Linked DNA regions of Homo sapiens: all the other regions are linked to region 3. The links are chromatin contacts, found by Hi-C or POLR2A ChIA-PET in ENCODE. All regions are on one chromosome and are shown on one strand. Each heading gives the region's core, a stretch centred on a gene start or an enhancer-like site at or near the end of the contact. The rest is flanking DNA. Distances are from core to core; before and after follow the strand shown. Region 1 holds the start of MELTF (melanotransferrin). Region 2 holds the start of WDR53 (WD repeat domain 53). Region 3 holds the start of BDH1 (3-hydroxybutyrate dehydrogenase 1). Region 4 holds the start of MELTF-AS1 (MELTF antisense RNA 1). Region 5 holds the start of LINC01063 (long intergenic non-protein coding RNA 1063). Region 6 holds the start of PAK2 (p21 (RAC1) activated kinase 2). Region 7 holds the start of SENP5 (SUMO specific peptidase 5).

Region 1 (3,877 bases), core at 1-2,500, 530 kb before region 3:
CACCTTCTGTGTTGAAAGTAAACCCCCTTGTAGAGAGCCTGAGACACCCACATCCTCAGTGGACTTCTGCTTATGCCTCAGGATCTGACCGGGTCAGAGTCCCCGAGAGCTCCCAGGCTAGGGGCCCAGAGGAAGGGGTGCTGGAGCCCCTTGGGGCCGATGACTTTCAGGCCTGAGCTCCTCTGCCATTCACCCTGCCCCAGCCAGCACTGCCAGAGGCCTGTGCAGGAGGGAGGGAAACGCATGACTCCGCCCGAAACCAGGTCACCCTCCCGTGGCAGCCCCACCAGCCCAAGGGCCGAGACTGAAGCTTCCGCCACAGCCCTCCCCTCCCCACTCCTGGCGGAGGCCTGGGAAGTCGAACTGCCCTCCCCTCCGCAGCGCTCCAAGCCCCCCACCACCCAGGCGGGAAACTGCAAAGTTCAGACGGGGCGGGGGTGGCGGTGGCTTCATCGTTTGCATTGATGAGTGCGTCGCCTGCGGCCACAGCGGTGCCACGAACTCCATCCCCTCGGCGGTCGCCGCCCGCGATCCCCGCGAGCCGCTCCCCGAGGTCCCGCCTCCCGTCCCACCATCCCGGGCCCTGACTCCCCGGGGCGCCGACGCGAGGGGACCCGGCCTCCGTCTCCACCTCCATCCCTGCATGTGCCAGAAACCCCCGGGCGGACTCCCGCGCCTGCCGGTCAGTCCCTCTGAATCTTCTCCCGCGGGGGCTCGGGAGAAAGAGCTGCTCCGAGCCCCCAAAGTCTTCCTGAGTTCCTGCGCCCGTCGGGAGGGGCCGCCCTCCGGGAGCTCCTCTCCACACCCCGAGGCCTCCCCACCACGCCTCAGCCCGCGCTTCTCCTTGGAGCGTCGGAAGCCTCGGGTGTTCGAGGCCGCCTCCTCCAAGAAGCCTTCCAGACTTCCCCGTCTGCGCTTCAGTGCTAGTTCCCTCCGCCGTCCTCACTCGACCCCGAGCCCCTGCCTCCCCCGTCTCACTGCCCCGGAGCCGCAGGCTCAGGCACATTTCCAGCCCCGGGACCTGCTCAGCCGGGCCGCGGCGCCCCGGGACCCCCGCCCGCCTTTGGCTCTCACAGCGGGGCCTCACCGGTGCGCAGAGCCAGGAGCAGCCACAGAGCCCCGCTCGGACCCCGCATGGCGCCGTCGGGGCTGGCTGGGGCCGGGCTGGGGCTGGGTCCGGGTCCGAGGAGGTCCGCAGCAGCCGGGCTTCCTCCCTGCTCCCCCTCGCGCTGGCCCGAGCTCCTTAAGTGCGGCCGCGAGTTCCCGGGCGGAATCCACGCCCCTGGGGCGCAGGTCACCTCCCGCCGACCCCGGACCCCGCCCCTGGGCGGCCCCGGCGCGCCCCCTGCTGGAGGCCTCCCGCTCGGGCCCGGGCGCCGCTGCTCGGGGCTCTCGCCTCAGCCTCCTACCCCGCGTTCCAGGGTATCCTCCCCTCCTCGCGCCCTAGAAAGACTCCAGATACCGTGTCTAACTGGAGAGAGAAAAGCTCAGACGTGGAAGGAAGGAGAGGTCAGAATCCCAGAGTCGGGGCTGGAGGGCAGCTGGAGGATGATCTCATTCACGCAGCAGCTCCCTCCCAGCACAGCTGCACAGAGGATCTGGGATACGGGGGAGCCCAGGCCGAGCGCCCTGGCGAGGGGGGAGCCGGGCAGGGGCATCTCGGCCACAGCTGCACAGAGGATCTGGGATACGGGGGAGCCCAGGCCGAGCGCCCTGGCGAGGGGGGAGCCGGGCAGGGGCATCTCGGCCACAGCTGCACAGAGGATCTGGGATACGGGGGAGCCCAGGCCGAGCGCCCTGGCGAGGGGGGAGCCGGGCAGGGGCATCTCGGCCACAGCTGCACAGAGGATCTGGGATACGGGGGAGCCCAGGCCGAGCGCCCTGGCGAGGGGGGAGCCGGGCAGGGGCATCTCGGCCTAGCCGACTGCCTCTCCTCGGGCCTAGAGACGGGAGGTGACTTGCCCGAGTCAGGCATCCAGTCAGTGGCAGAGCCAGCTGATTGGAAGGTGAGAAGAGGACCAGAGAGGAATTGGAGGAAGCGGAAAAGGAGAAACAGGCGGAGAAGGGGAGGAAGAGAGTGAAGAAGGTGAGGGAGGAAAGGGTGGGTTGACCGTATTTCTAGGACAGTGGTTCTCAGTGTGGTCCCTAGGCCAGCAACGTGAGCATCACCCTGGAACTTGCTGGAAATGCAAGTGCTCAGGCCCCACCTCCGACCCACTGGATCGACAGCTCTGGGGGCGGGGCCCACAATCTGTTTTTATTTCGGGGCACAGCAAATGTTGAGAACCACTGTCGCAGGCGGGCAAAAGCGGCACTCCCCATGTGGTTGGGGATGCGGGGAATGAACTGAAGACATTGTTAGTCACCTGCCTCCATTTAGGCCTCACCTTTATGTCATCAGCCCCTCTGAGACTCAGAAATGATGTCTCTCTCTGACATGGGTAAGTACAACAGTGAGAGAGAAGACATCCCTCTGAGTTTGTCTGTCCTTGAGCTTGCTCTGCGCCCTGGGGAAGGAAGGCCTCCCTCCTATGGGGCCATGAAGCTACTGCTTATCACACACTGGATCAGGGGAAGGAACATGGGCTGGGCTTCAGGAGACTCGAGCTCTACTTTTTAAAAACCAGCGACTTACAGACCCTGGGCGAGTTCGTCGCCCTCTCTGGGCTTGTTCCCCACATGTAAAAGGTAGGTCATGATGGCCGTGACGTGCCATACTTTCCGTCTCCTGTCTGCTCTGGAGGACTTGTGCTGTGGAAGCTGTTTCTCCATCCCCCCAGATGGATCCCTTCTTCCTAGTTTGCACAAAGGTGCCGAATGGACTAGCAGGCAGCCTTGCTAGAGGGGCTGATGGCTTGTCCTAAGAAGATGGAATAAATAGAAGAGTCCTTAACAAGCCTCGTTCTCCTGACCACGAGGATAGAAAGGCTCAGTTGGCACACTCCAGGAGCCACCAGATGACTGGCAGGATCTGTTTGATGACTAAGTCCTTCCTTTGGCAAAACTCCACGTGACGCTGATAGGGAGTGAGAACAACCATAACCTAAGAGGTTTGCTGGGCTCTTTCACAATGAAGTTCTTCCCTTATCTCTTGGGTGTCATTCAGCTGTGACTCATCAGTGAACTTGCTGCCTCTGGGTTCTCAGGGATTCTACATCGGGCCCGTTGGCCCAGGGTTGGCATGAACGCGCATCACCTTTGTGGAATGGGGAAGTCTGCCTCAGCTTGAGCCAGGATTCTGCCATTTCTGGGGTCCGGACATACTTGGGTGTGCCAGAGAAATGGGTGGGATGTAATGAGAGAGTAATAAGCCAGTAGTTTAACCCACAAACAGCCTTCTGGAGGAGCAGAAGCTGAGGTTAGTTTGGTCCCCATTCTAGACTCATATTGAGATTAGAGGGAGAGCATACAGACTAAAGGAACTGGTTTCACTGACACTTCGATCAGATTCTGGGGCCTAAGCAGCTCTGCCTGAGTCTCCCTGACCCTACCCCATAATATGAAATAAAAAGAGCTCTTCTCCACTCTTGCCAAAGACACAGCTCTGGCTCTCCAAGGATTCAGAGTGCCCAGAAGCATTGAGCTTGCTTGTCAGGGAATCGAGGAACAGTACATCCCATGGAGGGAATACACTACAGGCAGCCTCAGAAAGTGGGGGCCTTTGACAGGAGACTGAGAAGGTCCATCAGCAGGTAGTGGCTAATGAGCCAGCAAAGGGTGAAATCCTTTACCCAAAACGAAGTAAAATATTGTACTTAGGAAAAAATATTTTTCAACAAATCATAATTTCTGTCTGTCTATTTCTATGGCCCGCAATGTCTTTAAGAACAAGCCAAATAGTTTTTATTCTGGGGAACCCTTGGAAGGCTGGTGTGCC
Region 2 (3,913 bases), core at 1,413-3,912, 990 kb before region 3:
GCAGAAAGAGGTGAAGTGTCACCATCCCCACATTCACGTATCAAGTCAACAAGCTTCTCTTTTCCTATGGAGTTGCCTAAAGCGTTAAGCACAGCAGTTAATCATATCCTACTGTAAATTACTTTAATTAGATAATAGATCACTTCCTTCTAATACCTAAAGAAATCACACAGAGTGGGTGAGGGAAAGGTGAGTTTTTTCTTGTGTTTTTTTTTTGAGACAGTATCTCCCTCTGTTACCCATACTGGAGTGTAGTGGCCCAATCTCTGCTCACTGCAACTTCCACCTTCGGGGCTCAAGTAATCCTCCCACCTCAGTCTCCCAAGTAGCTGGGATTACAGGCATGCACCACCACGCCCAGCTAATTATCTTATTTTTTGTAGAGACAGGATTTCACCATGTTGCCCAAGCTGGTCTAACTCCTGAGCTCAAGCAATCCACCCACCTCGGCCTCCCAAAGTGCTGGGATTACAGGCATGAGCCACTGTGCCCTGCCAGGTGAGTTATTTTGAGAGCATTTTTTTCTTTTTTTTTTTTTTGAGACAGAGTTTCGCTCTCGTCGCCCAGGCTGGAGTGCAATGGTGCAATCTCGGCTCACTGCAACCTCCGTCTCCCAGGTTCAAGCGATTCTTGTGCCTCAGCCTCCTGAGTAGCTGGAACTACAGGCATGCACCACCACGCCCGGTTAATTTTTGTATGTTTGGTAGAGATGGGGTTTCACCATGTTGGCCAGGCTGGTCTCAAACTCCTGACTGCAGGTGATCCGCCCGCTTCGGCCTCCCAAAGTGCTGGGATTCCAGGCGTGAGCCACGGCACCCGGCCGAGAGCATTTTTTAAAAGGGTGAAGTGCCACAGCCGGCAGTTCTCATCAGCCAGAGCGCAGAATGAGAGTACTGAACATGGGGAAGGGGCTTGGTGGGGTGGGTGATGAGCAGGTGAAAGATTTGTAAAAAAGAAAAGGAGGGGTTGAGAAGGGTAATCTTACTTTGAAATTCTACCTGGGGCGCTCAGGAGACGGTCTGCCGTTGAAAGTCACCTCAGCGGCTGGACTAGATTAGTAAGAATGACAACATCGCATCCTTCAAAGGCTCTGCCTCGGCTGCACTGAGACACGATAAAGGCCAGTCTTTAAAAACTGAGTGATCTCTAAACACTCTGCACTAGTCATACCACCACCGTCCCGTTCAAGAGTCTGTGCCTCTAAGGCTGTTCATTCTGTCTAGTTCATGATCCCTTTCTCAGATGGATCAACTCTGCTTATCCTTGAAGACTTCAAAGAAATTAGTGAGAGACAGTCACCATCACCAGAGTCAGCACAGGTCAACTTTTCTCTACAGGCTTGGGGTTTCTGAAGTTGGACTTGATGTGGAGAAGCTGGATAGCAACCAAAATGATTGAAGGGCTGTGGCGCTGGCACTGGTAAGAATGAAAAGAATTAGGGTTACTGGACTTGGTGAAAAAGACATGAGGAGAAGGGACAGGCAAATAATAATCAAACACCATGAATCAGAGGGTAGGGAAGGTAGCCACCGTTCCTTTGCTTTTACTAGAGACTAAGAAATGGATTATACATAGCAAGAAGCTTCAGAAAAGATTTCTTACTACATAAAGGTTCCAAGACATTGGAGTTGACCAAGGGAGTCTGTGAACCCTATTATTTTAATTACTCAGCTCATGGAGTTGTTTTGAGGATTACGTATATAAAAATCTGCGTAAATGACGTAGTATACAGTGCCTGGTTCACACCGTGGCTCAAATGATGGTTATTATTATTCTCTTACTAAGCATGCTTTAAAGGCTGTCGGAAAACTTTGGGGCCACCTAGGAAATCGTAGTATAATCAAATAATGCTGAAATTCTTGTGTGTGTGTGTGTGTGTGTGTGTGTGTGTGTGTGAGGTAGGGGCTCACTCTGTCGCCCAGGCTGGAGCACAGCAGGGCGATTACGGTTCACCTCAGCCTCGACCTCCCGGGCTCAGCCTCCCAAGTAGCTGGGACCAGAGGCGCACGCCACCACCCTCGGCTAATTTTTCTATTTTTTTGTAGCGACACTGCCTCGCAATGTTGCCCAAGCTGGGATGCTGAAATTCTTCCCCTTCCAAGAATCCATCTATAATTATAGCCTCCACGTCATTCTCCCTATTGGAATGTTTAATTGACTAAAACTACATTGCCTTCATCTGCTTACTAAGCGGTGGATCCAGTAAAGACCACATCTTGTCCAAAAGACGGCAGCACTTAATTAGCGCTCAAATGGCACTCGAACGTTTGGGCGAGGGGGTGTTCAGTCGCAGCCACCTTACTTTGCGAAGGCACACAGGGACAGACGTTCGCTAAGTGCCGATACTTAGGGAGAACGAGAGGGCCTGACCAGGTAAAGACGGCCTCCGCTGCCCAAGCTACACAAAAAGGTTGGGGAGCCAGGACCCGGCAAGCAAGGAGAGAAAAGTTTCATGCGTTGAGCTGGAGTCTGAAGCAAGGACCTAACGGACACAGGGAAACGTCACAGGAAAGGGAGCCCAGGAGAGCAGACGCGGAGCCACCAGACCAGAAAAAGGAAAAAGCACTGGAAAACAGCATCGAAGTCACCGGAAAGCAGCATCGAAGCCACCGGCGCCAGCCTCATACCTGCGCTTCCCGCTCCCCTCCTCGGCGCCTAGTGATAACCTCACCCGCCGGCGCCCAATCCCGTCGAGCGTCAGGCGTGAGGCGGCGCAGCCAAACAGTCACATCCGGGGCCGAGAGGAACCGCGAACGAGCTGGGCGTGCGCCCTTGCTTCGTGCCCTCAACCCGCATGGCGGAGCCGCTGGCGCGCCGCGGAGAGGCCGGGCGAGTCGGGCGGTTTCGGCGCCCGCGCTGAGCCGCGGAGGAGGGGCGGAGGACGCCCCTGCAGCCGGTGCGTCTGCCCTCAGTGAGGCGGGGCGCGCGGCGGACGCCCCCGGGCAGGGGCGGGAGTGGTGGAGGCGCCGGCGGTTGGCACTGACAGGGGCGGTGAGCGAGCCGCTCCGGTCTCCGGGCGAGGCTTGGCCTTCCGAGCAGAGACGGCGGGAAGCGGCGGCGGCAGCGGCGGCCCTAGGGCCGGCTGGTGAGGCGATGGCGGCGCCGGCCCCGGGGGCTGGGGCAGCCTCGGGCGGCGCTGGCTGTAGCGGCGGCGGCGCGGGCGCGGGCGCGGGCTCGGGCTCTGGGGCCGCGGGGGCCGGGGGCCGGCTGCCCAGCCGGGTGCTGGAGTTGGTGTTCTCTTACCTGGAGCTGTCCGAGCTGCGGAGCTGCGCCCTGGTGTGCAAGCACTGGTACCGCTGCCTGCACGGCGATGAGAACAGCGAGGTGTGGCGGAGCCTGTGCGCCCGCAGCCTGGCAGAAGAGGCTCTGCGCACGGACATCCTGTGCAACCTGCCCAGCTACAAGGCCAAGGTGAGAGAGCCCCGGGCCACACCGCTGCCCCCAGTCCCGCTCCCCGGCGTCGTTCGCGGTGTTTCTCATCCGAGCTTCTGAGTCAGAAGCTTCGCCTCACCAGCCCGCCTTTCCACGGCTCCAGTCAGTATCTTCCTCACCTCCCCCCAAGATAAAGATTCTCTTTTCTTTGGATCGAAGTTCTGCTCCTTAACCCATCCCACTTCCGTGATCCACTTTTCAAACAACTAGGTAGTTTGCCTCACTCATTCAACTTTTGACAGTTTTCCCCGTTAAAGACAGACCACCACTCTTGTACCTTTTAATGCCCTCATCCTACTTTTCTCCCCGGCCTCCAGATAGACTTCATTATATTAAATAATCCCGGCCACCTTAACATGGGCTTAGTTTCTAAGTTTCTAAGTTTCTAGTTTGCTTTCACTCCACGTTTATCTCATCTTTTCCAAGCTCTGATTTTTAACCATTTGTTTTCATTATTTTCCCCCAAGTTCTCTTTAGTTCC
Region 3 (4,290 bases), core at 1,116-3,615:
TCTCACTGGGTTAATAAGTTGAGGATGGACTAGAGCAGAAGCAGGGAGACCCATTAGGATCTGTGGCAGTAATCCAGGGCCACCATGTGCAGTCATGAGGGTTGTATATTGCACCACTGCAGTGAGATGTGAAAACGTGTTCCTTAGAAATGTACACCAGCCTTGGTGAAAACCATGGAACTGATTAGAATTGGTAAGTCTGGCTTTATATTGAAGGTAGAGTCCGCTACCATTTACCAACAGATTGAGTGTAGGATATGAAAGAAGGAAGAATCAAAGCCATTTCCAAGATGTTTGGTCTAGGTGTAACAAATGACAGTAGTGCAAATGATTAAGCAGCCTTTCTATTCACAAGTGCTTACTGCATTTCAAACCCGAGGACACAAGCTGAGCCCCCGAGTCCTCACCTGGCTCCTCCAAACCGTATCTCCAACTATACTTTTCTCCTCTACTCATTCAACCGTTTGCTACACCATCCCTCAACAAGCCCTGTACTTTCCAATTTTCGAGCCTTGCTCATCCTATACCAAACTGACTGCATCTGACCAAGTCCTAGCTGGTTCAGATAACTCTCCCGAGCAGCCTTTTCTAATCCCCTAATTCAAAAATCTTTCGCCCAATCTCCTCCCTTCTGTGCCTCTGTAACTGCACCTACCTAGCCAGGGTCGTATTCGAGGGATTTCTGTTTATAAACATTCACAAGCCCCCATCCTACCACCAATCCCCACCCGGACTGTGAGCACCCTACAGACAAGACCCAAATGTTGAATCACTCTCTTCTTGCTCCTCCGAATATTTATTGTGTGACGCCTGACAGGAAGTAGAGGCTCTGTAAATGTGTATTGAGTGAATATGAAAGCTTCACAAATTTCAAGGGTCAGCTTCCTTGGCGGCCAGGGATATATACGCCCTATGCAGAGCCCGGCTCCAACGCCTCTTGTAGAAAGAAGGACACTGACCAGGACATTTGCAGCGTCACAAAAGATCCTGTCAGCGCGAGGCCTGCAGGCGGCCCTCCATAGTGAAATATGTGCTTCTGCAACCCCTCAAAGTAGGAACTGCAGGGTGACTCTGCATCAGCTGACTACAGGCAGATTTCCAGGCTGACTGGCTGGAAAAGAAAAAAAAAAAACGCGGAGTTCGACGCCGCGCGCAGCACCAAACACTTCCCCAGAAGGGCGCAGCCTGGAGGCGGCCGCGCGCAGGACGCACGCCCAAGGCGCCTGGGCCGCTAGGGACCGACCGGAGCGCTCAAACCCACAGGGTATCTATCAGGCGCGCGTCAGCACGTAAGCAGAGCGCGAGAACGCCCGAGACGGCGGCGCAGCCAATCCCAGAGCAGCGCTCCCCAACGGCCGGCCGGAGGGCGGGGAGAGAGGGGGGCTCGGCCAGAGCCACGCTTCCCATTGGTTGAGACAGCACCGCCCAGCCAAAGCCCCCTTGTCCTCGCGCGGGTGCGCCGCCTGGACTCCCACCCTGGCCAGTCCCGGGCCCACCACCACTCTGGCATCCCCAGCCTGTCCCCGCGGCTCCTCCTCCTTCCCCGGCCCTGTGGCCTGCCTGCTGTCCAGCATTCTTCCCCAGGGCGCTGTGGCGCGGAGGGAGGACTCCCCAAACCCCGGGAACAGAGCCTTGCGGAGGACCCCGGAGGAGGAGGAGGAGGAGGGACGCGGACGGGACTGGGAGATTCGGTCGGGAAGGGGACAGGGCCTAGAGCCCGGGGCTAGAAGGCAGGACACCTGGCTTCGGTCTGGGCTCGGCCTTTGACTACGACGTGACCTTGAGGACGGTTCCTTCCCTTCGTGGGGCCTGGGTCCCCTTCAGTAAGATGCGCCGGCAGGAAACGATGAGTCGTTTCACCTGGGAGCTGCAGGGCCGCGTGTTTAACCCAGGGCCTCCTCCTGCCTGGCACATTATTCCGAATAATAAATGCCAGATCATGCTGCTGGAGACGCCGGCAGAAAAGCCGAGAGGGAGACTCCCTGGGGTCTGGGCGCGATCGGCCATCCTACCCTTACCCCGCTGCGGCCGCAGGGCTCGGCCTGTAGGGCGCGAGCCCCCCTTCCCCACCCGTATCCCGGCTTCGGAGCTAAAGGAACACGTGAGGCCGAACCAAACCGAGTAGAGGGCGCCAGGGAATCCCGCCCGAGCTGCAGAGACGCGGACCCCTCCTCTTACCCAAAACCAAATGGGCAGGGGGCTCCGCTGCAGAGGGCTCGCCGAGGCTCTCGCCTTCACCCGGCGCCGCGCAGGTGCCCGCTCTCCTGCGGGGAGAGCCGAGGGGGGGCGCTGCCGCAGGGTCTTTCTGGAAGCCCCTCCACCAGCACTCCTGCGGCCTGCGGCCTCCGCCACCCGGACGCTTCTACACGCGAAGCGCGCGCTGGGGCTACGCTGGGCGGGGCTCACGGCGGCGTGGCTGTCGGGGGGCCGCCGAGCCGCCTCCTCCGCGCTGGGTGCCCGGCTGGCGCTCCTCCCGCCCAAGGTGCCCTGATCGCTAGGCTCCCGGTGCGGCCGTCTCGCCCCTAAGCCGGGCGCCAGATCCCCCGCCGCCTTCTCGCTCCCCGACCGCTGGGCGGGGGCGAGGGCCAGGGAGATGGAGCCAGGTGCGGAAAGGGTTGCAGCCTCGCGGGCTGAGGCCGGAGGGTGAAGGCGCCGCTCCTTGAAGTGAGGAAAACTCCGGTGAGGAAGAGGCTCTTTCCAGGTCCTGTGCGTGTTGCTGTCTTTAGAGCTCATTAGGGTTGGTTGGTTTTTAAATTTCTTTTGATCAGATGAATTTATTTAAAGGCCGGGGGCGGTGGCTCACGCCTGTAATTCCAGCACTTTGGGAGGCTGAGGCAGGTGGATCACTTGGGGTCAGGAGTTCGAGACCAGCCTGGCCAACATGGTGAAAACCAGTCTCTACTAAAAATACAAAAGTTAGCAGGGCGCGGTGGCGCACGCCTGTAATCCCAGCTACTCGGGAGGCTGAGGCAGGAGAATCGCTTGAACCCAGGAGGCGGAGGTTCCAGTGAGCCGAGATTGCACCATTGCACTCTAGCCTGGGCGACAGAGTGCTCCGTCTCACAAAAACAAAAAAATTAAAGATTTGCTTCTCAGGGTCTTTAAAAATAAATTAAGAATAGCAGTTTCCCAGAGTTTTAATAATAGAACAACGGAGGGCCATCGGCCACAGATAAGGGTTTCCTCCCAACCCCACCCCACTGCGCTATCGCCCTGCGCCAGCACACCTCAGTTTCCAGGATGAGAAACAGGCTGAGGAGAGAAGACACCAGGACACATTAGTGGCGAAGCTACGCGAAAGGAAAATAAACCTTGGGGCCCCCAAATCACTAGGCTAAAGGGGAAAGTCAAGCTGGGAACGGCTTAGGGCCAACCTGCCCCCATTCTACTCAAAATCACCCCCTGCTCACTGAGATAAATGCATATCTGATTCCCCCTTTGGAGAGGCTCATCAGAAACTCGAAAGAATGCGACCATTTGTCTCTCATCTACCTATAACCTGGGGGCTCCCTCCTTGCTTCGAGTTGTCCCACCTTTCCAGACTGAGCCAATGTTCATCTTACATATGTTGATTGATGTCTCATGTCTCCCTAAAATGTATAAAACCGAGCTGTGTCCCAACCACCTTAGGCACATGTCAGGACTTCCTGAGGCCATTTCACTTGCGTGCATTCTTAACTTTGGGAAAATAAACTTCCTAAATTGATCTGGCTCAGATTTTGGGGGTTCACAACTATGTTTAGGTAAAGTACAGAGAAGGAATGAATAGAATGAAGAGAATGAATGAAACTTGCAAATACAGGAAGATGAAAACAGGAGGAGGGAAGTACTGGCATGATGAAGATTTAAAGAAAACTGTAGACCGGGTGCGGTGGCTCACGCCTATAATCCCAGCACTGTAGGAGGCTGAGGCGGGTGGATCACTTTAGGCCAGGAGTTTGAGACCAGCCTGGCCAATGTGGTGAAACCCTGCCCTTCGTAGTGGATGCTTGTAATCCCAGCTAGGTGGGAGGCTGAGGCAGAAGAATTGCTTAAGCCTGGGAGGCAGAGGTTGCAGTGAGCTGAGATGGTGCCACTGCATTCCAGCCTGGGCAACAGTGGGAGACTGTCTCAAAAAACAAACAAACAAATAAAACTGTTGGCTCTGTCTGTCCATTCTGTGAGCTTCTGGAGAGCTAAGGCTATCTCCTTTATCCCCAGCTCCTGGCACATACAGCCTTGAAGACTGGGAGAATCAGGAAGGGAGGATGCACTTAGTTTTCTGTTCCCGTTTCACAGATAGACTCAAGC
Region 4 (4,209 bases), core at 689-3,188, 550 kb before region 3:
GAGGGGCTAGGGTGCCCAAAGGTTAACTTTCCTTTCCAGAAGTTCAGGGTAGGGAAGTGGTAGCATGAGGCGAGCTGGAGTGACTGTGCAGCTGAGACTCGTCCATGTGATGCAGAGACAAAGTCGGTCAACTCTGGCCATCCAGGTCCCCAGGAATTGACTGGCTTTGTGATAACTGAGCCGACTTCATGGAAAATGGCCTGTGTGCAGTGGTGGGCAAGACCTGGCTCTGGGAGATGGCCACAGCGGCGAGGGGTGGTGGTGTGGGGGCCAAGTGAAGCCATGAGAGAGGGAAGCAGAGAAAACCTCCCCTTCCAGAGGGAGAGCAGAGCACTGATGAAGACCAGCCGGGCCCACCCCCACCTCAGTAGATACCACAGAGCACCCACTGTAGGGTCTCTGGGAGATCCGCTCCCCACGCCCCCCTCCAGTGAGTTAGCAGCGAGCTTGCCAGAGAAAAGATGTGGGCCGCTTATTTTGGAGGTGTGGGGCAGGGGGCAGCAGAGAAGTTTGCACCCTTCTCTGCACCCATCCACAGAAGGGCAGACACCCCAGAGCCTGATGGGGTGGAGGCAGCTGGAATGTGCCAGGGCAGCGGAGGCCCTGCAAGAGCCAGAGAACCAGTCCAGGTCGAAGAAGGGCGCGGGGGGCCTCACTGACTAGAGGATGAGAGTGGTCCCTGACTGGCTCTTGGAGAATGGAATCTGCCCTTCTCGGTGGAGCAGGTAGGCCTTTGAGTGCCTAACAAAACGAAAGAAATCGGCAGCAGAAGTTTCTATCAGGGTCCAAGCCTCTGCATGTGCTGGCTTGTTTGGCTTTATTTTAGAAACCAACCAACATGTTTCATTAGCACTGACACAGCAGGGGTCCCCTGCTGCCACCTGACAATCCAGCGTCACTTACACTGCACCCACGCAGGCCACACCTTCAATGGCCACGGCACGCTAGCCCAGAGTTAGCCACACAGAAACACACTTCTCACCGCACAAAACTCCCTTTTGAAAAAACCAAGCAATCGTCAGGTCGGAGGAGAATCACTAGCCCCCCACAGCGAGAGGGGACAAAGCTTGGTGGCCGAGGCCCAGGTCCTTGTGGCCCCTCCCGGTGGGGTGAAGGTGCCCGGGACTCCTCGGGGTTGCATGGCTACAGCCGGGGCGCTGCCAGGGCCTCCTCTGCGGCTGAGAGATGGAAGGGATCCTTCCCGACGCCCGCAGGTGGGGGCGAGCCACCGGGAACCGGGCCTGTCACCAGCATCCCCGAGCCCCCGCAGACCGGAATGCAAATGGCTCCGCGCCCACGCGGCTCCCGGTCTGCTGACGAGGGCTGCCTGCTCCCATTTCTTCTCTTCCTCTTCATTTTTTTTAAGGGCTGCCAGTTCTGGAAACTTTTTCTGGCTTCTCAGACAACTGTGGCAAGATGGAGTAGAGAGAGGCCCCGGCCGGGCGCTTTCTGCTGCCTCGCGGAGGGGCGGGCACGGGGAGTGAGGGGTCCCCAGGCCCAGCGGGTGCGGGGCCGGGTGAGGAGACGGAGCTCACCCCCGTTCGGAACCCAGAAGCATGGCGGGTCCCCACGCGCAGCCCTTCAGGGGCCTCGGGAGCCCGCGGCCTGGGTCACCTCCGGCTCCCTTCAGGCGGGGGGCGGCTGCTGCCGCCAGGCTCGGGCGTGGGTGCGGGCGGTGGGCATCCCACGGGGGTAGGGGAGGCGAGAGCCTGAGGAGACTCGGGAGGGGGCCCGTGGACGCGGCTGGCCCGGGATGGAGCTGGCGCGGCCACAGTGGGGGACGAGGCAGGGCACGCGGCGTTCCCCGGGCTCGGCCTCCCTCCCAGCGCACGGGCGGTCGGAGGAACTGGAGCCCCCACCCCGGACACGGTCCCGCGGGCGAAGGCTTCTCCCCGTCGCCCCGGTCCGGCCTCCCTCCCGCCGCCGCCAGCAGAGGCCGCTGTCCCACGCGCCGGGTCCCGTTGGCGCCGGGGCCTCCTGGGACGGCCTGGCCGCGGCCTGCGGGTGTAGGCGCCTCGGCGGCCACCGCGTCCCCAGGGGGCCTCGCGGACGGGGGCGCGGGGCTGCGGGGAGGAGGCGGGCGGGCCCCTCGGGCGACACCGCGGGGCGGGCGGCGGGAAGCCCGGACTCAGCGGTTTCCTGGGCAACCGGCCTCCTCCGGCGCGGCCCGCGCGGCTCCAGGTGGCGGGAGGCGGCGGTTGGCGGGAAGGGCCGCGCGGGCCCGGGGGCGGCGCCTCAGGTAGCAGCGCCAGGTGGCGCCCGTGGGCGGCGGGGCTCCCGGGGAGGCGCCTGCTCCCGCCCACGCCGGGCCCGGCCTTCGCGAGCTTCCTTCTGGATTCCAGCGCGAAGCCGCCGCGGAAACTCCCCGGGCGGGCATCGGAGCTCTGGGGCGGGGCGGCCGGGCTCAGAGGGCGGGCGGGAGCAGGCGGGCGGCGAGGGCGGGCAGCAGCAGCGGGAGCAGGGGCGCCCCGGGCGCCGGGGCCGCTGGGGACGAACGCGGCGGGTCAGGCCCCGAAGCCCGGGCCGCGGTGGCCGCCTCAGGCGCCCGCTCTGGGGTGGGGGTGGGGGCATCTTTCGGGACCGAACTCGCCGCAGCCTCCCTCTTTGTGCTCCTTTCCCCTGCTGCCCTTCCAGATGCGCTCTTTCCAGAAAGGCAGCACACGCATGTCTCTGCCGTGGCCCCAGATCCTCCCCGCGCCGCCGTTTTGAGCGTTCACACTCATTACCCAGGTCCGTCTGGGAGACCCGCCGGGCTCCCGCCCTCCCGGCCCGCAGCCTCCTGGCCAAAATCCTCCCGGGACACCCCACCTGGACTGCTGCGAACGGGCCTCCACCCGCCTCCCCGGACCCGCAGCGCCCCCCGCTCCCTCAGGGTTCTGGGGTGAAGGGGTCTGAATAGCACCAGGGGAGGCGGCAGGGCGGGCCTGTCCTACCTGCGCCCGAGCACTGCTGAGACGACATCCCTTCCAGCGCCGCCACGTAGTCCAGCCCCAGCCAGCCGCGGTAGGTGGTTTTCTCTCCGACAGGCACCGCCCGGACGGTGGCATCCTTGAAAAGCAGGTCTTGGCCATGATAGTTGGAGGAGTCGAACATTTTGAACCCGTTCTTATTGTGGTCGTCTCCAAACAGGTCCTGGAAGCACCGCAGGCAGACGACCTGCTCCTCACTGGGCTCAGGCAGGGTCACCCGCCCAGTGCCGCTAGCTGCAAATTGCTTTACATACAGTGACCCAAAGAGCAAGTCATTTCAGGGCCCCACCACTCTGATTGGAAGTCATAAGCTTGACAACTGATTGGCCTCTGTCACCCAAGCGGGTGTGGGGACACTAGGCCCGCAGGTGCCACTGGAAGAGGCGTTCAGAAGCACTGCGGTGCTCCAGCTCCTGGATGCAGGTCTGAGGCCTGAGATGTCCAGGAAGAAAGACCCAGAAATGAGGGATGGTGTGGGTGGGATTCCTGAGCGTTCTGCTAGGCCTGCTGAGCACTTCTTGGCCTTTTCCATAAGGCTTTCTCACTCTGTCTTACAGATATCTCCCCACAAACCTAAACAATTTCGAGAGGGACTTGTGTTCTGCAACCAGTCACAGAATATCAGGTGAGCTGGGCGTGTCTTCACTGACCCACCCGCCCAGGGATGCTGCACTCCTCTCCACCCTGCTCAGAATCACTAGAATGACCGTTCTGTGGCTACAGCCCTAAAAGAGCTACTAAAAAGACCAGAAGTAGTATGAGAACTTATGAATACGAATATAAATAAAGGACATCTGGAGAACATGCATGAATGTCTATGTAAAGTGTTAAGTACTGATCAAGGAGGAACGAAGGAGTCAGGTGGCTCTCAGTCTTTTTGGAGGGACTCGCAGATCCTCCTGAAGATCTGATGAAAGCTGTCAGCCTTCTCCCCAGAAAAATGCACATCCACCCAGGATTCTTCTCCCACATTACTTCAGAGGACTTAGCAACCCCCTAGGGAAGCCCAGGGACCCAGAGTAAAGCACTCCTGGGATAGAGGGGTTCTGTGGGGAAGATGACAGGAAGGAACATGCGTCAGTTCACAATGTCAAAGTTTAGGAACAGGCCTGGCGAGCCAGCCAGCTCTGCAGTTCTGTGGTGCTGGTGGGTGTGGAGAAGGCAATTTCAGCATAAGTCGGGGGAGGGGGAGTGGTTAGAAACCAGTGGCTCCATTGTGAGACAACCTGGGTTTAAATTC
Region 5 (3,738 bases), core at 172-2,671, 920 kb before region 3:
GCAACCTCTGCCTCCTGGGTTCAAGTGAGTCTCCTGCCTCAGCCTCCTGAGTAGCTGGGATTACAGGCACAGGCCACTGTGCCCGGCTAATTTTTGTATTTTTTTGTAGAGACGGGGTTTCACCATGTTGGTCAGGCTGGGTTTGAACTCCTGGGCTCAAGCGATCCACCTGCCTCAGCCTCCCAAAGCGCTGGGATTACAGGTGTGAGCCACAGCGCCTGGCCTCTCATTGCAGTTTTGATTTGCATTTCCCTGATGACAAATGATATCAAGCATCTTTTCACATGATTACTGGCCATTTGTATACCTTCTGTGGAAATGTGGTAACACCCTTTGCTGATTTTAAAATAGGGTTATTTGTTTATTATTGAGTTGAAATAATTCCTTCTTTTGAGTGTCAGTGACTGAGGTTCGCTGTGACACAGAGGGGTTCTCCTGGAGAGCTATGGCACATGCTCCATATTAAAAGGCAACATGATGCTGTCAGGAAGAACACAAAAGCAATTATAAAAACGTGTTAGTACATATTTATGCATCTTTTTTCTTACTCTCTCTTTGCTATCTATTCTCACAGCTCTAAATATGAATTATTTCTCTAGGTAGAGGCCAAGCATGAGTCAGCTTCTCCCAAGAATCAGTTGCCTGGGCTTCGAGACAGTTTTCTGCCGTATTTTGGGTAATTGTAGTTGCCAGGAGTCTGACTTCTGAGGGTGTCAGGTGCCATTTGCCGTTAAGTGGAGATAGTAGGTTGAACAGGGTGGGACTAATTGGGGCCAGTTTTGAGGAGGTGAATCTTTAGTGAAATCGCCAAGAACACAGTGGTGAGGACCTGGCAGAGAGGAGGAGATTCCAAGGCTGGGGGAATTGGGTAGTGGCGTCTGGGCACTGGGTCCTGTAGAAGGGAATTGGCGAGATGAATGAGCAGGGCTTCACAGGTGTGACTGATCTTGGTAAAGACGGTGAGAAGCCGTGACCAGGCAGGGTGTGCATGGGAGCAGTGAAAGGTCTAAAATTCAGCCTTTGAGCTCAGTGCTAGGTTCATGCTAGTAATTGGTTCCGATAGGTTAAGCTTCCTCTGGTTTGCCGGTGTGAGAAGAAAGAAAAACCTACTCCTCCCTGTTTCCGCCTCACCAGCTTCCCTTCTCTGCCAGCCCCACCCTGCCCCCGGCCCGTGTGGCTAAACTGCCCAACTGCCGATTAAAACCCGCACCTCCCAACATACCTCGCACCACCCAGAGGCCCCGGTCCCCGCCATTCATTCCGCTCCCGGCCGGGAGTCGCTCTAGCCAATCACCTTCCAGGCTCAGGGCGGCCGAGGCAGGGCCTCTGCCTCTTCGGGGGGCCTCTCCCTCCCCCTGCCCCTGATTGTGGCTGAACTGCCACCGCTTGATAGCAAACCACACTCGGCACAGGAAGGAGAACAGCGCCCGCGGCCCCGGGCCTCCATGAAATCAGCAAGGGCGCGCTCCTCCCACCGCCGCGCTGCTGAGCCTCCCGCCTTTCCTTCCGGTCGCTCGCGCCTCGAGAGGCGCCGCAGGGAGCCCTCTGCCGGTCCCGCCCTTCGCTGTTAGCGCTTAGGATCTGGTGCCTTTTCACGTGGGGGCGGGTGGGCGGGAGGCGAGTCTGGGGTCTTCGGGCCGGGCCTCCGCTCTCTGGCAGTTTGCACCTTGCTCCACTCACTGGCCTGCGGTCTGTGTTCACTCCTCCTCCTCTCCCACGTCTCAGGAACCTGCAGCTGGCCCCCGAGCCCGCGCCCTCCCGGTTCTAGGAATTCACCACTTTCTTGCCTTTGTTTGGGTATCTTTTGTTTGGAGCCAGAGCCGGCTCCAAGGAGGAGCTGCCGGAGGGTGCTAGGCTTTTTGCAGAGGAAGTGAGGAGCAGAGTGATAGGGCGTGAAGTCAGAGGGAGCAGAGAAGGGGCCGAATCCAGCGGGGCCCGGATCATGCAGGGCCCGGAGCCTGTGGTGAGGACTCCGGGATTTATATTCACCAATTATGAGAAAGGACTTCTCGGCCGGGCGCGGTGGCTCACACCTGTAATCCCAGCACTTTGGGAGGCTGAGGCCGGCGGATCGCCTAAGGTCAGGAGTTCGGGACCACCCTGGACAACATGGTGAAACTTTGTCTCTACTAAAAATACAAAAATTAGCCAGGCGTGGTGGTACATGCCTGCAATCCCAGATACTTGGGAGGCTGAGGCAGGAGAATCGCTTGAACCCAGGAGGCGGAGGTTGCCGTGAGCCGAGATCGTGCCACTGTACTCCAGCCTGGGCAACAAGAGCGAAACTCCGTCAAAAAAAAAAAGAAGAAGAAGAAGAAGAAGAAAAGAAAAAAGCAAAGAAAGAAAAGAAAGAGGACTTATCAATGACCACAAATGACTAAGTCCTCAACCTCTCCAACAGCTCTAGAGCAAATGACACTTTAGCCTGTGCTGAGCCCCTACAAGGTGCTAGACCAAGTATTCTTGGGGATATATACAAATGTGAACAAGCCAGAGACCCTGCCTGGCAGGACTCACTGTCCAGGGGGAAGGCAAAACTGCAAAGATGAGCTGGGACGCCCCATGGGAAACGCTGGACAGAGTCAGCCACAAAGCCATCCCCTTGCAGCCTCCTCCTTGGCATGGCCTTATTTTCCTTGTTGGATCCCTAGTGTCCTACCCCATGCCAGGTCCCACCCCAGGAGGGTCCAGTTCACACTTCCAGAAAGTTTGGGCTGCACTGTCCCAGCGGCTGTGCCCTTCGTGCTCTCCCGCTCCCAGGACTCTCCCAGCACCGCGTGCCCATTTTCCCCAAGGTCCTTTCGGCCCTGGACCAGACCATGGTTAGTTATGGGTGCCCCTTCCCCTCGCTGTCCCACTCCACGCCCTGGCACTGATAGGACACTTCCATGTTATCTTTGCACCACCTGGACTCTTTGATCATATGTTGATACTGTCGGTGTTTCAGGACAGGAAGAGGCAGTGTCCCCACAGAGGTCAGTCACCGGAGTCAGTGGCTGCGGGAGGCCATGGGCAGCAGGGAGCTAGAGGAGCTGATCTCAGGATTGGAGACCGCCACCTCCTCCAGGAGGAGAAACACGCGGGGAAGAGCCCCCAGCCCCACCCCACCCCCGCACTGCCTTCAGCCTCTGCATTGACCCCTCCGCTTTTCCAGGATGGGCATCATGAGGCGTTGAGTGGTACCAATGTGGGCGGTGGGCTCTCCTCTTTCCGGTTTTAATTCTTGGTTCTTAAAAACTCCGTTCCAAATGAGGGAAATGAAACTACTGAACACTCTCCCCCAGCAGCCAGCTGACGTGGGGCAAGAGAACAATTCCCAGTTAAGGCCCCAAAGGAAATCCCCTCCCTGCCATGTGCTGAGGCTGGAGAAGTGGGGGCTGGAGAACTGGAGAAGTGGGGGCTAGGAGAAGTGGAGGCTGGAGAAGTCGGGGCTAGGAGAACTGGGGGCTGGAGAACTGGGGGCTGGAAAGGGGGGGCTGGGAGAAGTGGGGGCTGGAGAACTGGGGTCTGGAGAAGTGGGGGCTGAAGAAGTGGAGGCTGGAGAAGTGGGGACTGGGAGAAGTGGGGGCTAGAGAAGTGGGGGCTGGGAGAAGTGGGGACTGGGAGAAGTGGGGGCTAGAGAAGTGGGGGCTGGGAGAAGTGGGGTCTGGAGAAGTGGGGGCTAGAGAAGTGGAGGCTGGAGAAGTGGGGGCTGGAGAAGTGGGGGCTGGGAGAAGTTGGGGAGGCTCTATCTAGCTC
Region 6 (4,028 bases), core at 223-2,722, 820 kb before region 3:
TTATGCCTTTGAAAGGATGTCTTATTTATCCAGTGTTTCTGTGTGTTTAATAATCAGAGCATTTTTCAGGTTATCTCTTACTGTGCCATGTTGCTCCTTGATTCCTTTCTCTCCTGTACCCACTGCATCAATTGAGTTTTTTGCTCTACATTGATAGAGAAGCACAATTCCTCTTTCTTTCCACTGCCTTCCTACTTTATTTCCCTTCTATTCTTGCATCTCTATACTCCATTATCCACATTGCAGTCTAGTGATCTTAAAGTGTAAGCCAGGTAACATCGCTTTCCTGCTTAAAAAAGCCTTTTAATGGTTTTTTGTAATATAGACTTTTTACCATGGCATTCAGGATCTTTCATGACCTGAATCTTGTCTGCTGTAGTGTTTTCTTAATAGTACCGCCTTCTTGTTCTAGGCCCCAGCTACACAGGCCTTCTTAACTGACCGTAGCAAGCCCTTTTCTTTCTTCTCCTGCCTGTATTGCTTTTCTCTGGGTGCTTCTTATTGCTGTCTCTTTCTGTTCTTGCCTTAAGTGTCACCTCCTTAACGAGGCCTTCTCCGACCACCCTATCCAAAGTAACCTCGCCAAGTTTTTTCTTATACCAGGTGTGACTACTTTAATTACTGCGTCCTCATATAAGCTCCACAAAGGCTTGGTGAATCGTGTTCACCCTTGCATTTCTTTTGTGTTTTTTGTTTTGTTTTTGAGGCATGACGACTCTGTCACGCTGAAGTGCAGTGGCCCGATCTTGGCTCACTGCAGCCTCCTCCTCCTGGGTTCAAGCGATTCTCCTGCCTTAGTCTCCCGAGTAGCTGGGACTACAGATGCGTGCCACCATGCCCAGCTAATTTTTGTATTTTTAGTAGAAACGGGGTTTCATCGTGTTGGCCAGGCTGGTCTCGAACTCCCGACCTCAGGTGATCCGCCTGCCTCAGCCTCCCAAAGTGCTGGGATTACAGGCGTGAGCCACCGCACCTGAACCACCCTTGTATTTCTGATGCTTAACAGTGTCTAGTCCATATCAGACACTCAAATATTTGTAGAATAAGTGAAACATTGATGAACTCCTCCGTGGATAAAATAGGGAAGTCTTAATTTGCAAGGAGGTGATACTTAATTTAGCAGCAAAATTTTAGTTAAGAATTTGTAAGCAAAAAAGCAAAATGGATAACGGATGAATTCCCAGAAACAAATGTCGCGGAGCAGATGTGTATAACAGCAATCGTCTGTCAGCGTCTTCCGTCGGCAGAGACCTGCTTGGAGACAATGCTGAATTAAATGAGGGACTGGCTGCTCCTCTCAATACAAAGACTACCCAAGGAATAAAAGCAACGTCTATCACCGAACTACTACTCCCAGCGGCCCCCGCGCGGGCCTGCCCATGGGAGGTGGCGCTCGTCTCCGCCCCGGGGAGCTCCGGCTTCGGGGCGGGAGGGGTTCTGGGTTCTGGCCCCGCCCCGCCCCGCTCCCCGCCGTCTTCCTCCCCCAGGGTTGTGGCCACGCGCAGCGGCGGCGGTTGTTCCGCTTCCCCTCCGGCCCGGGCCGTCGCCATTGCCGAAGGCTCCCTCCCCTCCCCTCCCTGGCGTGCGCAGGACTCCGCCGCCGCTGGGCCTAGCGGTAGCAGCGGCTGCTCCAGCGCGGCGTCTCTTCCCGCCCCGCTTCCCCTTCCCTCCCCTCCCCTCCCCGCACCGCGCGCTAGCCCGGGGCGGCTCCGCAGCCCGCCGGGAGCTCTGACCGAGGCGCCTCGCTGGGGCGGGGACCTTGCCTTGCCCGGGGTAAGTGCACACAGGCCGGCCGGCGCGGGACGCAGGCCGGGTCTCTTCCTCCTCCTTCCTTCTCCGTGGCCTGGCGGGCGGGAGCGGCCCGGGACGGCCGACCTGCCCCGCGCGGGGCCGGGGAGCCGCCACCTGCGTGCTGGGAGCCGCAGCTCCTGGGGCGGTGGCTCATTGTCTGCTCCCCAGGGCCGTTTTCTTCGCTGGCTTTAGCCAGAAATGGGAAGCTCGCTGGGCTGCGGAGGTCTGACTCTTCCTGGACCCAGCCCTGCTCTGAACCTCGCGGCACCACGGTCTCTGCCGACTCTCGGTCTTCCCTCCCCTCGCGTTTCACCCTCTTCCTTTGCTCCGTTTTCTTAATGCTGGACCAGACTCTCCGGTTTTGTTCCTTGATTTTTCCTCTCACTGATTCTCAGCCCCTGCTTGCTCGCTCTCTGTTCACCCGTTTCACTGCTCAGGAATATTGTCGCGAGTAGCTTGACTGTTTTCTCAGCTCCAGCCTGTAACCTCTTTTCCACATTCCACATTGGTAAAAACGTAGAGCGTCCCGGGCGCTTGAGGGCCACCGCTTACGAACTGATCTTTCGGAGCTTCTCCTCGCTCCTGTTTGAGCTTCAGCCTAGGGGTGAAATTTGCTTCTTTAGATAACTTAGGTGAAGTTAAGATTGGTTTTTCACCATGTTTGGCTCTCTTGGAAACACACGCACGCACAAACACAAAACGTTGCCACTCAACCTTTTAACTAATTCTTTAAAGATAAGTCATCCAAGAACAGAAGCGTGTCATCGTCAGTGGGTGTGAGGTTGTACCCATCCTTGTATCTTAATTTTAGTAGTACTCTCCCTGGGCAGTGTGAGCGTGATTTGTTGTCCCTTGATAAATAACGAACTCCGGTTGATATCATTATCTCACTTCTGCGTTACAGGCGATGTGTCCTTTCTTTGTTTTCTTTTTTAACCTTTATAAAAAGACAAAATGGTTAGGCCTAAAATTAAACTACGAAGAGCTGTGTTTTGGATCAAGGTTGTGCACGTCACGTTTTTTCCCCTGCTGTGTTCGACTCTTCCGCTCTTATAAGTAGGCAGGATATTGAAATGTACAAGAATTTGCTCTGGGGATTTTGTTTTTGTAGGGTTGTCCAATAGAATAACACTCAGTAAAGTTACATTGGGATGAAGGCAGTGAATAGTAATTTTTAAAGCAGGTTAAAACTTGTCAACTTTGCCAGAAGGTCTGTGGCTTCTGTAAAGCCCACTCATGCTCGTGTATATATGAAGAGCCTTTTTCATGTTCTGTTAGGAGTATGGATTTCAGGCAACTTTTTCACTGTGTCATCCTCGGCTATTAAATCTTTCGAGCTACTTATTAGCCAAGCACATTGATTGACACTTATTACGGAAAGTGAACCTGTAATAGATGTAGGTCTTAAACCAACTTTCCGATTTGGTAACAGGTTGACCTAAATTCAGTGTATTTTGTGTTTTCACTAAGTAGCCCATTGTTACCTTTCCCTCCAGCAAGGCTCTGAAAAAAGTGGCTCCAATACTCAGCTTCAATACTGTCATCATTTCTTAAATAGTAGTATCAGTTGTCCTTAACTTAATGGATGTTTTATTGGCCTGAGGGATTAAGGTGTAGAAAGGTTGGAGTTTTGTTGGAGTTTGAAACTTGGTCTGTAGATGTTGGCTTCTCTGCCAGTTTCTTCTAATCAGCAGATATTTTTATGAAGGAAGAGTTCCTGGGTATTTCACTTCCCTTAGGGCCTTGGTTTATGGTTTACTCTCATTCAGAGAGAGATACTATTCTGGACTCCGTGCTATTTAATACTAACCTTGCAAACCCAAATTCAAAATTAAGTTTATAGTTCGAGTATACAGGCGATAGGGCTCTCTGATCTTTATGATAGACAGGTTCCCAAGTAGATGCGGTTAACAATTAATATTTCTTTTTTTTTTTTTTTTTTGAGACGGAGTTTCAGTTGCCCAGGCTGGAGTGCAATGGTGCGATCACCGCAACCTCCGCCTCCTGGGTTCAAGCGATTCTCCTGTCTCAGCCTGCTGAGTAGCTGGGATTACAGGCACGCGCCACCACGCGCGGCTAATTTTGTATTTTTAGTAGAGATGGGGTTTCACCGTGTTGGTTAGGCTGGTCTCGAACTCCCGACCTCAGGTCATCTGCCCGCCTCAGCCTCCCAAAATGCTGGGATAGGCGTGAGCCACGGCACACCACCAACAGTTTCTATTTCAATTATACTTTTT
Region 7 (4,183 bases), core at 246-2,745, 690 kb before region 3:
AATAAATGGCTAAAAATCACTAACAGGCTGGGTGCGGTGGCTCACGCCTGTAATCCCAGCACTTTGGGGGGCTGAGGCGGGCAGATCACGAGGTCAGGAGATCGAGATTATCCTGGCTAACTTGGTGAAACCCGGTCTCTACTAAAGAAATACAAAAAAAATTAGCCAAGCGTGGTGGTGGACGCCTGTAGTCCCAGCTACTCAGGAGGCTGAGGCAGGAGAATGGCGTGAACCCGGGAGGCAGAGCTTGCAGTGAGCCGAGATGGCGCCACTGCACTGCAGCCTGGGCGACAGAGCGACACTCCTCTAAAAAAAAAAAAAAAATCACTGACAAAGAGAAACTGTTAAAAAGAAGTGAGAGGGCCTGGTGTGGTGGTTCACGCCTGTAATTCGAGCACTGTGGGAGGCCCAGGTGGGAGGATCACTTGAGCTCAGGGGTTCAAGACCAGCCTGGGCAACATAGGGAGATGTCATCGCTACAAAAATAATGATAGTAATAGTAATAAAAAATTAGCCGGGCGTGGTGCAGGAGCCTGTGGTCGCAGGTACCCTGGAAGATGAGGTGGGAGGATCGCTTGAGCCCAGGAGGCAGAGGTTACAGCGAGCCTAGGGTGTGCCACGGCACTCCGGCTTGGGCGAGACAGCAAGACCCTGTTTGGAAAAAAAAAAAAAAGAAAAGAAAAAAGAAAAAAAAATCAACAGTAATTGCAGCCATTGCTTAGAACTAAGACTAAACAAAGCTTTTGTTTGGAAAGGAGTACTTTTTCATTAACATTGTTTAGAATTTTCTGACACATGATGATAATTAAAAGCAAACCATCCTGCAGTTGGCTTCGGTATTGTTTTTATCTTCTCCACCATCAATGCATATCCTTACTGCCTACACAGGCTCTCAGCAACGCACTGTTGGTTTTCCATTGCAGTCACCTCCACTTTATTCTTCCAGATCGAGTATGTTCAAAACTGAACTCATCTTCCGCCATAAATCTGCTATTATTATGTTTTTGCCTGTCAGGACATCGGCTTATAATTTTGGAAAGCATTCACAGTTGGGGCGGGTAAGACATAGATAAAGAGGCCAATCACAATACCAGGGGTAAGATCAATAGGAAAACCAGAGAGCGGACGCCTGGGCCAGGCCTCACAACGTCCAGAGCTGGAATGGGTCTTTTGCTTTCGGCGCAGGGGTGACGGGATCAGCGGAGGGTAGGGGTGTACACTAGCTGCGGTCTGATTTAGCCCTTTTAGGTTAAAAGCTGGAGAAGGGGCTGAAGTCTCAAACGCGCTTAGCAGCTCCTGAACGCGGTTCCCATCCCAGCGCGTTCTGAGGGAGGCCGGGGCTAAGGACGCGGTGACGGGCGGGGGCGGGGCGGCCCCGGGTCGGGAGGCGGGGCGGGAGCGCCGGAAGCGGGCGGTGCCAGGCCCAGCCTCGCAGGCGGAAGGGCGCGGAGGAGGTGACGCGATAGGCCAGCGCCGGCGTCGCGGCAGCCGCTTCAGAGGAAGCTCGGCGGCTGTGGCCGCGGCGAACAGGCCGGACGCCTCGTCGCTGGCGGGGCTTCCCTTGGAGCTGACGAAGGCGGGGTCCGCGGTCCAGGCTGCTGCCGCGACGGGGCCGGCGGCGGGGCAGCTGCCAGGAACGAGGGTAGCAGGTAAGCGGGGACGCGGGCAGACGAGTGACGGACTCAGCGATCGCCTGGCGGGGCTGGCTGGGGCCATTCCCGCGCCGGTGCGCCACCTCAGCGCCCGGTCCGGAGGCCTCGAGCCGCCCTCCCCCGCCCGAGCTGGAGGCCGCCGTCCGTCTCGGCCACAGCCTCCCTTTCCGGGGGAGGCGAGCGAGCTCGTCCCGAGGGGCCGCTGCCCTGCGCTCTCGCTCCAGCCGGGCTGTGCGTCGCAGGCACCGGGAAGCTGGCGCCCCCCAGCTCCTCCTGAAGCCGGGAAAGCTCTGAGAGGAGGAGCCGCTGTCACAGGCCTCCAGCTCCGGCCGCCGTGGAAGTCCGGGGTTTTTATTTGCTTAGACCGCTCTGCCTCCTTCCGGCCTTCGTTTCTTTCCTCGCGCTCCCCGGGACCCTTTTCCAGAGAGCCCGGTTGGGCATGAGCGCGGTGGGAGACGTCTTTTCCCTTCGGTCTGCTCTGAGCGGTATCAGCCTCCGCTCTACGCCCTGTGGCCACTCTGTCGGGGTGGAGGGATGCGGAGAGGATGTGGGAGTTTTGGACTTAGAGCGAGAATAGCCGAGGTGAAATCCTACCCTGCTCTCTGGTAGTGTTTTTCATCTCATGCTAGATAGACATTTCGACCTTTTTCACCGCAGGTAAAGTGGGACTTTCTTCTACCAATGTAAATTATAATGTTTGGAGAATTAAATGAAGAAAGCAGACGTTAGTTATGAAATGTTTTGAGAATCTGGTTAAATTTAATTTAAGAATATCCAGGACACTTCATGATAGGTTCCTACTTATGTTTTTTTTTTGCATTTTGCCCGGAATAACTAAGCTTGGTATGGAAAAGGTTGCCTAGAGATGCCAGGCGCTCGTGTGGTCAGAGCCTAACTGCAGTCTCTGTTTTGGGTGGGCAGCATCAGGAAGAAACCAGACTCTCTCCTAGCCATCCACATGTCTCACGCTTATTGATGGCATATTATTGGTATATGAGGGATGGCTTATATCAGTTTTGATCTTTACTCAAGATAGCTTTTTCCCAGTGCATCTTTTCTAGGAGAAAAGCTTGGTATGTAGAGGAGGGTGCTGGGGAGGGGGGCTTCATTTACACCTGGGCTCACAATTTTTTTTTGGAGGGGGGACAGGGTCTCACTCTGACACCCAGCCTGGAGTGCAGTGGCGCGATCTTTTCAGCTCACTGCAACCTCCTCCTCCCAGGTTCAAGCGATTCTCCTGCCTCAGCCTCCAGAGTAGCTGGGATTACAGGTGCCCGCCATCGCGCCCGGCTAATTTTTGTATTTTTAGTAGACATGGGGTTTCACCATGTTGGCCAGGCTGGTCTCGACCTCCTGACCTCAAGTGATCTACCTGCTTCCGCCTCTCAAAAGTGCTGGGATCAGCCGGGCGCGGTGGTTGACGCCTGTAATCCCAGCACTTTGGGAGGCCGAGGCGGGCAGATCACCTGAGGTCGGGAGTTCGAGATCAGCCTAACCAACATGGTGAAACCCCATCTCTACTAAAAATACAAAATTAGCCAGGCGTGGTGGCGCATGCCTGTAATCCCAGCTACTCGGAAGGCTGAGGCAGGAGACTAGCTTGAACCCGGGAGGCGAGGTTGTGGTGAGCTGAGATAGTGCCATTACACTCCAGCCTGGGCAACAAGAGCAAAACTCCGTCTCAAAAAAAAAAAAAAAAAAAAAAAAAGGTGCTGGGATTACAGGAGTGAGTCACTGCGCCTGGGCTATATTACTTTCTAAATCAGCCTTTTTTTTTTTTTTTGGTAGGCCATTATGTGAATCCTTCAAAAATCATAGAAAAATTGAAATTTAACAATATTTTGCTTTTATTCTAGCTTGTCATAAACCCAGTGCTCTATACACAGGCCTGCCTTTCTGCCTCCTTCATCCTGGCATGCATGGCCATTTACTTTGTGTTATTAGCCAGCTTCCTATGGAGCTCAGTTTGAGAACGGGGTTCTGTGCTTCTCTAGTTGCCAAACATCTGATTGAAGTAGATCACCTTGGCATTTGCGATATTAAGCATGTCTTTGCGAATTTTTAGTTCCTTTTTCTTTTCTTGGTTAGATTGTACTCTGTCACTGATTTAAAGAATTTGGTAGACGCTCAGAAAGGGTCAACTGGTAAGGTGGTCACAGTGCTTTACATGTATTTTTCTTACCTATTATGGTGAAACCCTTGTGACTTTTTTTGGGCGTGGGTAATATTTTCAAAATTAAGGTAAATAGGCCATCAGGCTGCGTTGAACTTTCTCTTTTAGGGAAATATATTCATTCTCCAATTATTCTTTGGTAGCCTTCTTATTGCTTTAGCAATTCCTACTCTATTATTAGTAGAGCCGGAAATGGACCCTACATCACAGATTCTCCAAATATACTAAATTATTTTTTCTCTAAAATGATCATGTTTATAGCATGTTGATTTTCTTTTTTTTTCTTTTGAGACAGAGTTTCACTCTTGTGCAGGCTGGAGGGCAACAGCTTGATCTCTGCTCACTGCAACTTCCGCCT

Evidence for each region. Hi-C counts contacts between places; a loop is a spot of excess contacts on that map. ChIA-PET counts read pairs that join two places held with the same protein, here RNA polymerase II (POLR2A). Pooled maps may share reads with other maps.
Region 1: a pooled map shows a loop between it and region 3 (8-fold over the local background). The contact joins the promoter of MELTF here to the promoter of BDH1 in region 3. A Hi-C loop is called at or near these places in 1 of 37 single-sample maps with no recorded cell type and 7 of 50 pooled maps. POLR2A ChIA-PET finds 5 or more read pairs at or near these places in 1 of 52 experiments (H1).
Region 2: a map of naive thymus-derived CD4-positive, alpha-beta T cell shows a loop between it and region 3 (36-fold over the local background). The contact joins the promoter of WDR53 here to the promoter of BDH1 in region 3. A Hi-C loop is called at or near these places in 1 of 168 maps with a recorded cell type or tissue (naive thymus-derived CD4-positive, alpha-beta T cell) and 9 of 50 pooled maps. POLR2A ChIA-PET finds 5 or more read pairs at or near these places in 1 of 52 experiments (activated CD4-positive, alpha-beta T cell).
Region 4: a loop to region 3 is called in a map of chondrocyte, with 5 times the contacts of the local background. The contact joins the promoter of MELTF-AS1 here to the promoter of BDH1 in region 3. A Hi-C loop is called at or near these places in 1 of 168 maps with a recorded cell type or tissue (chondrocyte) and 10 of 50 pooled maps. POLR2A ChIA-PET finds 5 or more read pairs at or near these places in 1 of 52 experiments (GM10248).
Region 5: a loop to region 3 is called in a map of naive thymus-derived CD4-positive, alpha-beta T cell, with 5 times the contacts of the local background. The contact joins the promoter of LINC01063 here to the promoter of BDH1 in region 3. A Hi-C loop is called at or near these places in 1 of 168 maps with a recorded cell type or tissue (naive thymus-derived CD4-positive, alpha-beta T cell), 1 of 37 single-sample maps with no recorded cell type and 8 of 50 pooled maps.
Region 6: a loop to region 3 is called in a map of naive thymus-derived CD4-positive, alpha-beta T cell, with 14 times the contacts of the local background. The contact joins the promoter of PAK2 here to the promoter of BDH1 in region 3. A Hi-C loop is called at or near these places in 1 of 168 maps with a recorded cell type or tissue (naive thymus-derived CD4-positive, alpha-beta T cell) and 7 of 50 pooled maps.
Region 7: a pooled map shows a loop between it and region 3 (6-fold over the local background). The contact joins the promoter of SENP5 here to the promoter of BDH1 in region 3. A Hi-C loop is called at or near these places in 1 of 37 single-sample maps with no recorded cell type and 7 of 50 pooled maps. POLR2A ChIA-PET finds 5 or more read pairs at or near these places in 2 of 52 experiments (MCF 10A and activated B cell).

The regions. Positions count from the first base shown.
Region 1 is chr3:197,028,567-197,032,443 of GRCh38, forward strand. MELTF (melanotransferrin) reads right to left here and starts at 1,251. Exons shown (of 16, transcript NM_005929.6): 1 at 1,088-1,251. The coding sequence starts at 1,136. RefSeq lists silencers at 514-693, 884-933, 984-1,473 and enhancers at 1,007-1,643, 1,644-2,280, 2,668-3,867, 2,972-3,266.
Region 2 is chr3:196,565,892-196,569,804 of GRCh38, forward strand. It overlaps WDR53 (WD repeat domain 53), which reads right to left and starts at 2,663. Exons shown (of 4, transcript NM_182627.3): 1 at 2,628-2,663; 2 at 986-1,416. FBXO45 (F-box protein 45) reads left to right here and starts at 2,769. Exons shown (of 3, transcript NM_001105573.2): 1 at 2,769-3,411. The coding sequence starts at 3,094. RefSeq lists an enhancer at 805-2,004 and silencers at 2,726-3,265, 3,387-3,681.
Region 3 is chr3:197,553,603-197,557,892 of GRCh38, forward strand. BDH1 (3-hydroxybutyrate dehydrogenase 1) reads right to left here and starts at 2,366. Exons shown (of 8, transcript NM_203314.3): 1 at 2,179-2,366; 2 at 960-1,111.
Region 4 is chr3:197,000,968-197,005,176 of GRCh38, forward strand. MELTF-AS1 (MELTF antisense RNA 1) reads left to right here and starts at 1,939. Exons shown (of 4, transcript NR_038285.1): 1 at 1,939-2,006; 2 at 2,635-3,003; 3 at 3,130-3,392; 4 at 3,527-3,777. It overlaps MELTF (melanotransferrin), which reads right to left. Exons shown (of 16, transcript NM_005929.6): 15 at 2,934-3,132; 16 at 773-2,484. The coding sequence ends at 2,405. RefSeq lists silencers at 1,438-1,517, 1,668-2,457, 2,498-2,897.
Region 5 is chr3:196,631,166-196,634,903 of GRCh38, forward strand. It overlaps LINC01063 (long intergenic non-protein coding RNA 1063), which reads right to left and starts at 1,422. Exons shown (of 2, transcript NR_132101.1): 1 at 1,223-1,422; 2 at 339-480. RefSeq lists an enhancer at 1,090-1,844 and a silencer at 1,234-1,313.
Region 6 is chr3:196,738,385-196,742,412 of GRCh38, forward strand. It overlaps PAK2 (p21 (RAC1) activated kinase 2), which reads left to right and starts at 1,473. Exons shown (of 15, transcript NM_002577.4): 1 at 1,473-1,773. RefSeq lists a silencer at 1,264-2,053.
Region 7 is chr3:196,866,425-196,870,607 of GRCh38, forward strand. It overlaps SENP5 (SUMO specific peptidase 5), which reads left to right and starts at 1,496. Exons shown (of 10, transcript NM_152699.5): 1 at 1,496-1,649. RefSeq lists a silencer at 1,273-1,852 and an enhancer at 2,504-3,005.